Regions from separate parts of the Mus musculus genome. Here region 2 is linked to region 1. A link is a loop called in an ENCODE intact Hi-C map of the cell type or tissue named here. Cell type or tissue: left cerebral cortex. All regions are shown on one strand.

The links. Peaks named below come from ENCODE experiments on the same cell type or tissue, not always from the same donor. Only the 100,000 strongest peaks of a DNase experiment are listed, where the experiment ranks them.
Region 2: a loop joins it to region 1, with 1.8 times the contacts of the local background. A loop is called at or near these places in 2 of 42 quality-filtered maps.

What each region holds. Positions count from the first base shown.
Region 1 is chr10:76,960,482-76,964,481 of GRCm38, forward strand. Pcbp3 (poly(rC) binding protein 3) reads right to left here and starts at 1,466. Exons shown (of 16, transcript NM_021568.2): 1 at 1,267-1,466. It overlaps Gm35664 (a long non-coding RNA gene), which reads left to right and starts at 1,660. Exons shown (of 2, transcript XR_380584.1): 1 at 1,660-1,694; 2 at 1,895-2,121. In left cerebral cortex, no CTCF peak of the experiment used is centred here; a DNase peak (open chromatin) is centred at 1,558; H3K4me3 peaks cover 1,761 bases; H3K27ac peaks cover 718 bases.
Region 2 is chr10:76,872,744-76,876,743 of GRCm38, forward strand. All of the region lies in intron 2 of Pcbp3 (poly(rC) binding protein 3), which reads right to left. Among named protein-coding and RNA genes, the nearest start is that of Pcbp3, 87 kb to the right of the region's middle. In left cerebral cortex, a CTCF peak has its summit at 1,503 (motif pointing right); a DNase peak (open chromatin) is centred at 1,411; H3K27ac peaks cover 260 bases.

The DNA of each region.
Region 1 (4,000 bases):
AATACGGCCATCAGAGAGAGAGAGAGAGAGAGAGAGAGAGAGAGAGAGAGAGAGAGAGAGAGAGAGAGAGAGATTGAGAACCGGCGCCTGTCTAGTCTACCTGTTCAGGCTCTAATGAATGGTGCGGGGAAAACCTGAGGAGAACTGAGAGGAAAGAAGAAAACAGAAGACCACGGTGGAGGGGAGAGGAGAAAAGGCCGCACCCTGCCCTCGCCCCACATCCATCCTCTGGGCTTCCTTTTTTTTTCCTCCCCAGCTCGTCTCAATCACAAGACATCCGTCTAAGCCTTGCAAGTCCCAGTGAGATCACAGCTATTGTGTGTTGACCCGAAAGCCTGCAGCGTAATGTGCCCACTAACAACTTCTGAATTTAGGGAGGGAGTAAAGAGGCCTGGGTTTTCCTGAGTGGCTCTACCCCGACCCCCGACGTAGGCCAGGGCCAGTTACCGTCAGACTTTCACAAGGACCCTAGGCCGTGCCTGAATCCAAGAACAGGCAAGACCATGCAGAGCTGGAGAGTGAGCCCCTCACTGGAAACTTCTGTCTAGGACCCTGTTCTGGCCCCAGCTCCAAGCCCAAGGGGCTATCAAGAACTACTCTATTCCGGGAGCCCGACCCTCGGCCCCACACTTCCCCACCCACCCACCCACCTCTTTCTCCCTCTCTCTAAGTAATTCCTGCCTCAGCCTAGGACCCCGGTCACAGCCTGGGAAGCTGCTTCCCTTGACCCTTTGCTCAGCCTGATACACATGCCTCTGGGATTCCCATCTTCAGTCCTCCGACCATCGCTTTGGCCTGGGATACCCCCACCCTGCTTTAAGCCTGGGACTCTGCACTAAGCCCTGGAACCTCAGCCTTGAGCCCTCAGAGCTCGGTACTCAGTCCTAGATCCCCGCCCTCAGCCTAGGACCTTGGTCTTGGCCTGGGACCCCTACCTTCAGCCCGGGACCCCCGCCCTCAACCTGGTACCCCCTATTCTCTCCCAGGACCTCCGCCCTCAGCCTGGGACCCTCACCTCAGCCTGGAATCCTCGCCTCAGCTTGGGACCCTCGCCTCAGCCTAGGATCCCGGCCCTAGTACTGAGATCGCCAACCTCAACCCTTCCCCCAGGATCCCCAACACCCCAGCTCGAATGAAGTTTTCTGACTGCGAACTGTCCGGTCCTCTGGCCTTTGGAGGGGTCTCGGCCGGCCTGGGACGCGGCATGCGAGCTACCTCCGCGCTGGACCCCCCCACACACACTTCAACCCGCCGCCACTCACTCACCTGCCCCGCCGCGGACAGGGAGGCCGCGGACCAGGTAGAGCCTATGCTGCCGGTCGGGTGGGGCAGAGGAGGCGTACACGGCGCGACGCGAAGCCCGATGCGACCCAGCGGCGGCCGCGGCGTCTCCTAGCTCAGGCGACGGTAAGCAGCGCCTCGAGCTCTGGCCGAAGCACTGCGCGCGGCGAGGACCCGCCCCCTCCGTGCAACCAGCCACTCCTGCGCAGCCCGCCGCCTCTGGCCCCGCCCCCGCTCAAGGGCAGGGCCTGAGAAAGCGGGCGCCGGGAGCCAATGGAGCTGCGAAACGGTGACCATCACAGCCAATCAGGGCACGGAAAGCTCTCCGGCTAGAAGCCGTTTAGCGTCGAAGGGCGGTTAGGGTTGGGCGGGGCCCCACTCTGGGGCTGGGAGGAGGCGGGGCTTCTGGAAAGGTTAGTCAACTGGCGGGGGCGGGGACAGTACGGGGCGGGGCCAGGGCCGGGCCTGGGGCGGGGCCTCCAGAAGGCTAGAGGGAAGGGAGTGGATGCTTGGTTGTGAGATGGCTGCGGGGCCTGCATCCTCTGCAAGTGTTTGGCACACGCAGCTAGCGGGAGACTGCAGACACCCAGTCTCGCACGCGCTGATATTCTAGGGAGGTCAGTTGGACCCACAGCCTTCGCGACTATGTGGGCCTGATCCGTTGACCGCAGCCCTTCGCGGGTGCCCCTCTCTGCTTGGAAGCCTTTGAAAGCCAACACAGCCCAGACTGTAGAACTTGTGTTTAGGTTCTGGGCCTGCACACCTGTCCACAAGCGATTCAAAGCCGATGGAAGAACTGGCTGTGGTAGTGGCTGTGGGAAAACATGTCATGTTGTTGTTGTTGTTGTTGTTATCTTTTGTGCACCTTTCCTCAGAGGTGTCCTGCTCTATTTTGTGTCAATTAACTATCGTTTTCATCGGACTAAACTTCCTTCATCTGATTGCTCTCTATTAGCTTAGGCTTATTCCTTTCTGCACACCACGAAGGTAAAGGAACCAGGCCAACTTGTAATTCCAGTACTGATAGAAGCTGCGAGTCCTGGGAACTCTGCCTTCCATCAGTACCTAGATACCCAGGAGCCCAGGGTCATCCTTCCTGGCTTCCTGAAGCAACCTGAACCAGCCAGAGAAGGCCTCTTTGGACTTGGAAATCAAGCTTTGCCCTTCATAGGTGGAGAGAGTGATCCACATGTTTACCTCCAGACTTTCGAGAAGCATCTCTGGGAAACAGAGTTGCTTCTTTGTTGTCATATGAACAGACGGGTGAGCAGAGAAGTGGGTTGAGGGTGACATTCTAGCTGAGATGACAAAACTCATCCCGCCCTGAGCCTCAAACCCACCAATGACTCACTTCGGTGCCAATAACGATATATCATACATGCAAAGGGGTGTATACATAGCTCTGTCCCCTCATCCCTCCACCTGTTACAATCACGATCTCTATGGTAGAGTCAGGAAGACTCCGTAGGTCTGAAACCTCACCATAGTAACCAAGTAGCTCTTGGGAATGCCCAGAGTCCTGTGAGTATGATGTCCTGGAATCCACTCTGAAGGGAAAAGTCCTGGTCCCCTGTAGCAGACATATACAGTAGTCACTTGGGATCGATGAGTCAGAAAGGAGTGTGCTCTTATTTGTCTTCAAACATAACCTGTGTGATTCAATGACAACCTCTGAAAAGAAAGGGCCTGGGTCCGGGCAAGCAGGAGCTGTCAAAAGCCTTACCCAGCAGCTAAGTGCAGCTGCAGCAAATCACGAACCTTTACCTGGAGAATCTAGAGAGCATATGGACAGCCTTATCGCACATTACTACACCTTAGCCCTGTGCTATGGTAGAGAGGAGGGCGGAAATTTGGAGGAGGGCATGTCAGGTAGCATGCTAGGAGTCCCTGAGACAAGGACTTCCCCTAGGAGACGAACACAAGGGATTGACATTGAACCCAGCAGCAGTACCCAGACCTAAACCAGGACTTGAACTAAGATCCAAAGTGTCTCCAGGATCAGCTCGGGCCATCGGCCTCCTGGGCTCTGCACAGTGGCTCCGGAGGCTGGAGCTGCATTAGGCTCTGTCGAAGCACCCCCCCCCTCCAGATTACAGGTTGCCAGCCTCCTACTCTACTCTCCAGGAGCCGTGGGGTTTGGGGGGAGGGCTCAGCTGCCTACATCTCCTCCTGGAAGACACACTTAGTCATTAGGAGAGTAATGATAGTGTTTTCAAGGCAGTGTGTTGGACCCTAACAACTTTCAATTATTTCCAGTTCCTGCCAACCCTGGGAAGAGAAAAAGCGGTTCATCTCGGAGCCCCACCCTTGACACGAGAGACAATTGAGTAGGCTCTTCCTTCCATATCCCAGCAGATCTTTGAGAGCTAGGGCAGGCAGCCCCGCCCCTTGGCTGTGTGGCAGCTGCTTGACCCATTACCCTCCCTCCACACGTCCCGCATCCCCTCCGAATGCAGGCTTCCTGCCTTCCATTAGCACTACCAGTAGCTGTCAGCGTGGTCCTTCCCAGGAGAAGTGCACCCGGGGGCTTGCATTTATAAATAACTCCATGGTATCTTGTTGGGGTGTGGAGAGTGGGGAGCAAAGGAACCTTGTAATTATCATCTGCTTACTGTGATGTCAGACCAAGCCCTAGGAAGTCTCTGAGCACTTGGTCCTCCAGATTGCCGCACATGTCCCTGCCACCAGAGAGCTGGGGGACCACAGTTTCCAAAGGCTG
Region 2 (4,000 bases), 88 kb before region 1:
TATGATGGTGATGACAACCCAAGGACGTCTCTCTGGCCCCATCGCACAGGGTTTCTGCACTTCTTGCTGGAGAGAAGGAAACGTGTCCCTGATCAAGGCCGCAGACACGGATGCTAACCCTAGCCCCAGCACAAGCCACAGTGAGTGCATTCCGGACTTCTCTGAGTTAACAGTGATGTTGAGAAGGGACGAAGCCCAGAGTCTGGACTTGTGCCTGTCCAATGCTGACTCATCTCAGATTTCTGCTACCTTGGTAATAAAATAGGAGAATCAAAGACCTTGAAGTCACAGTGAGGAACTTCTGCCTGGAACATTACACTCATTATGGAAACCATCTGGCCATATATTTATTCCTAGAAAGAAGCTGACCCTGGCCCCCGCACTATCTTATAGCAGTTAAAATAGCCTCTAAGTCCTGCCCATGCAGGACTAGGGCACTGAGCAGGTACATCCTAGAGGTGGGAAAGCAGGGGAAAGGACCTAGCCAAGGTCACAGAGTGATTCCAGGAAAAGTCTGTAATTTCTGGATTCCCAGGCTGAAAACTGACTCCTAGTGCAGCTGGGCTCTGAGCAGAGAGCTCTGATCCCATGCTTTCCCAGACTCAAAGTTTGCTCTTGCACTTCTCGAAACAGCTCTCTAACTACAAAGAACCTACTAGGTCTGGCCTAAGACCCAGACCTTTCACAGAGTGGGTAGGCGTAACAGGCAGTCCCCTCACCAGCTTGTGAAAAAACTAGGCCACAAGCAGGGGTTGGGGTGGGAGGAATCTCAACAAAGTGGGCACAGCTGTAGATAAAGTCTCACACAGTAGAAGAGAAATTAACCAGGAAACCAGGAATCTCTCACCACCCCTCACCACCCTCACACCCTCACCACCCCTCATACATACACTGAAAACCTCCTATGCTAAAGTCTAGAGGTTCTGAGGCCTGTTGCTGTCTGCCCTTCATATGCAAAGCCAAGGCAGCATCTAAGACCAATTAATACAGTATGTATGGTTCTTTCCATGGAATAGGAGAGAGCAACGAATATATACTATTGCTTTGTAGGGAAAAAAAGCAAGACCCAAGGTAAGAGGGGTGATAAAATGAGAAAGTTTGACCAGGAAATTAGCATCCTGGGTCCACCCTGAGTGACATTCCTAAGAGCCAGGGGACATCAGCTGCCCTGAGCTGGAACTTAAGAGTATGATACAATCACCTCATAAACAATGTTCCTCACTCTGCTCCTCACCTCACACCCAGCCCTAGGAGCATGGCAGGAAACTGCGGAGCATCTCTACCAAGCATTTGTCTCAACGTGTCTTAGAGGAAACAGTTCTCCACCCTACGCACCTACGATGGGCTACAGCGATTCTCTGGCTCCAATCATTGTCTCCGTCTTGTGGGCTCGCCAGACAGTCTGGCAGCAGGCAGTAAGGGGTACATGAGTCATCTCATCCTGAAGGAAGGAAGGAAAAAAAAAAAAAAAAAAAAAAACAGCCAGCTCCTCAACGGCAGATGGCAGTCCGAGCCGAGTCTCTGGGAGGAAAACACACTCTAGAATCCTATGACAGGAAAGGCAGAGTGAAGAAGGCCCAGAGGACTAATAAGAGAAAGAAGAAATAAACGATTGCCTGACATCTCACCAGCTGGTGGCTAAGCCTCCTTGGAGCTCCAGGAAACTGCAGGATACCTGCTGGCTAAGGAGGCATCAGTATAGGGAGAGGACTACTTCAGTCAGCCATGGCTGGCTAGTGAGACCCAAAGCCTCCAAGCCATGCGTACCTTACCCTGCTCTTTGAAAGGAGTGACTGACCCTCTTGGTATGTAACAACTACCTATCTTCATATCTCCACTGGTCTAACTGGTCTGAGGCCCTTTCTACACAGAAGATCCAGCATTCTACTCACACACACACACACACACACACACACACACACACACAGAGCTTCCCCTAGATAAGTCTGTTTGCTAGGGCAGATGTCAACAATACTGTACTGATGTTGCATCTGCTAACAGGCTTTCCTTTTGTCTCCCCTACCCCTTTGTTTCTCTAAGACAGATTTCATTATGTAGCCCATGTTGGCCTCCAAACTCATAATCCTCCTGCCTCAGAACTCCCACCCCTGCTCCAATGCTGTTACTATAAGCCATGCATCATTATACCCAGCTATAGATCGCTCTTTCAAACAGTAAGAGCTCTGGTTGGCTCTCCCTGCCTGGGCACATGCTTCCATACCCCCCCTCCCTTTTCAGCTGAGCACTCTCATATATCCTAGGCCTCACCTGTGGCAGACAGTCTTCCCCCAAGACCTTCTGCCCTCTTTCATGGCAACACAGATTTGGCAGAGGTCGGGGCAGTCTGCCAGAGCACACTTGGCCCAATCACCTGCCCCACCATGGAGACTCATCGTCATACTACCCAAACAGGATTCCGCCTCTTTTGAAGATTCTGCAGACTAGCTGATTAGAAACTCCATGTCCGTGGGGAAAAAAGAACATAACAGATCACAGATCAAGAGCCAGTGTTATTTGGGGCTATTTTTACTCTTCTTAGTAGCCATTTAATGCCCAATCCTGCATCTGACCTAACATCACATCTCGACTATCCCAGAAAACCTTTGGAGCTAGTTCTTGGCAGATCACATTCCCACCAACACTAAAGCTAAGAATGTGTTCAGGTAAAATGTAAAACCGACAGCAGCCTCCTCCCTCACCTGCATGGCTGCCTGTAGCTTGCCTCCTCAGTGAAATCAGTGAGTGAGTTGATTCATGACCTTTGTTCTGTTTAGCTCGAGACCAGCCTATTTGAGCTCCCAAGCTAGTGAGAAATTCCACCTCAAAAATGGCAGGGGGGCGGGGAGGGAGGGAGAGGAGAGGGAGAGAATGCACATATTCAGTCCTGTAGTCCAGCTCATTCAGAACTATTTGAAACCTTGTTCCTGTACCACGGCCCCTCACGTTTGGCTCAGAATAAACTAGCTCTTACTCACTTTGGGATGGAGCAATGTTTTGTATCAACAGTATACGGCTGGTTCTGGATACTGACACCTGGGAACATACCTTGGACCCCAAGTTCCTAGAATGACTTTCCCCTCAGTCCCACCTTCCTCCTTGCCCATCTAGAGTCCACTCAGCTCTAAGGTTATGGGGACACAGCAAGAGACAGAAACCACAGAGAATGAGCGGCCAGCAGAGCTGGGCCAGCAGGGGAAAGTCAGTGCTTCCCTACCTAGCACTAATACATCAAAGAAGGAAACCATCATGGGCTGGTGGCATGGCTCCGTTGGTAGAGATGCTGGCTACCAGGCCTGAAGCCAAGAGTTTGGCCCACAGAACACATAAGAGAGAAAAGAAGCAAATCTCTGTCTTCTGACCTCCACACCTGCACTGTGGCATGCACACTTACATACCCCCCACACCCATACAATAAAATGAATGTAAAAGCAATGTTTATGGAGAAAAAAGAAAAAAACTTCATCTGGTTGATACCAGTTGGTTTGGGGACCTCCTTCAGCTGTTTCACCTTCCTATTGTGGTCATCAGAGGGGTTCAAAGTCACACACACCCCTTCCCTGCAGCTTCCTCCCCTAGGACTTCTGATCTGTCAAAGACATTCTCCTGCTCCCCACAAACTCTAGACTCCACCTCTGAGCATGATCTCTCCACCTCTCTGAGGGGTCACATCCCCATTCCTCTTGAGGGTGTATGACTTAGGACAAAGTGAATGGCCCCTATTAGTCCCCAAACCCCACGGCCACCTGCACAGAGCACACCTTGAAAGGACTCCTATCCCTGGTACCTTCTTGATGCACAATGGCCATCTTCTTGACATATACTTTAAAAAAGCATAACTTCAAAATTCTTTAAAAATAAGATGCTCCCGCCGGGCAGTGGTGGCGCACACCTGTAATTCCAGCACTTGGGAGGCAGAGGCAGGTGGATTTCTGAATTCGAGGCCAGCCTGATCTACAGAGTGAGTTTCAGGGCAGCCAGGACTTTACAGAGAAACCCTGTC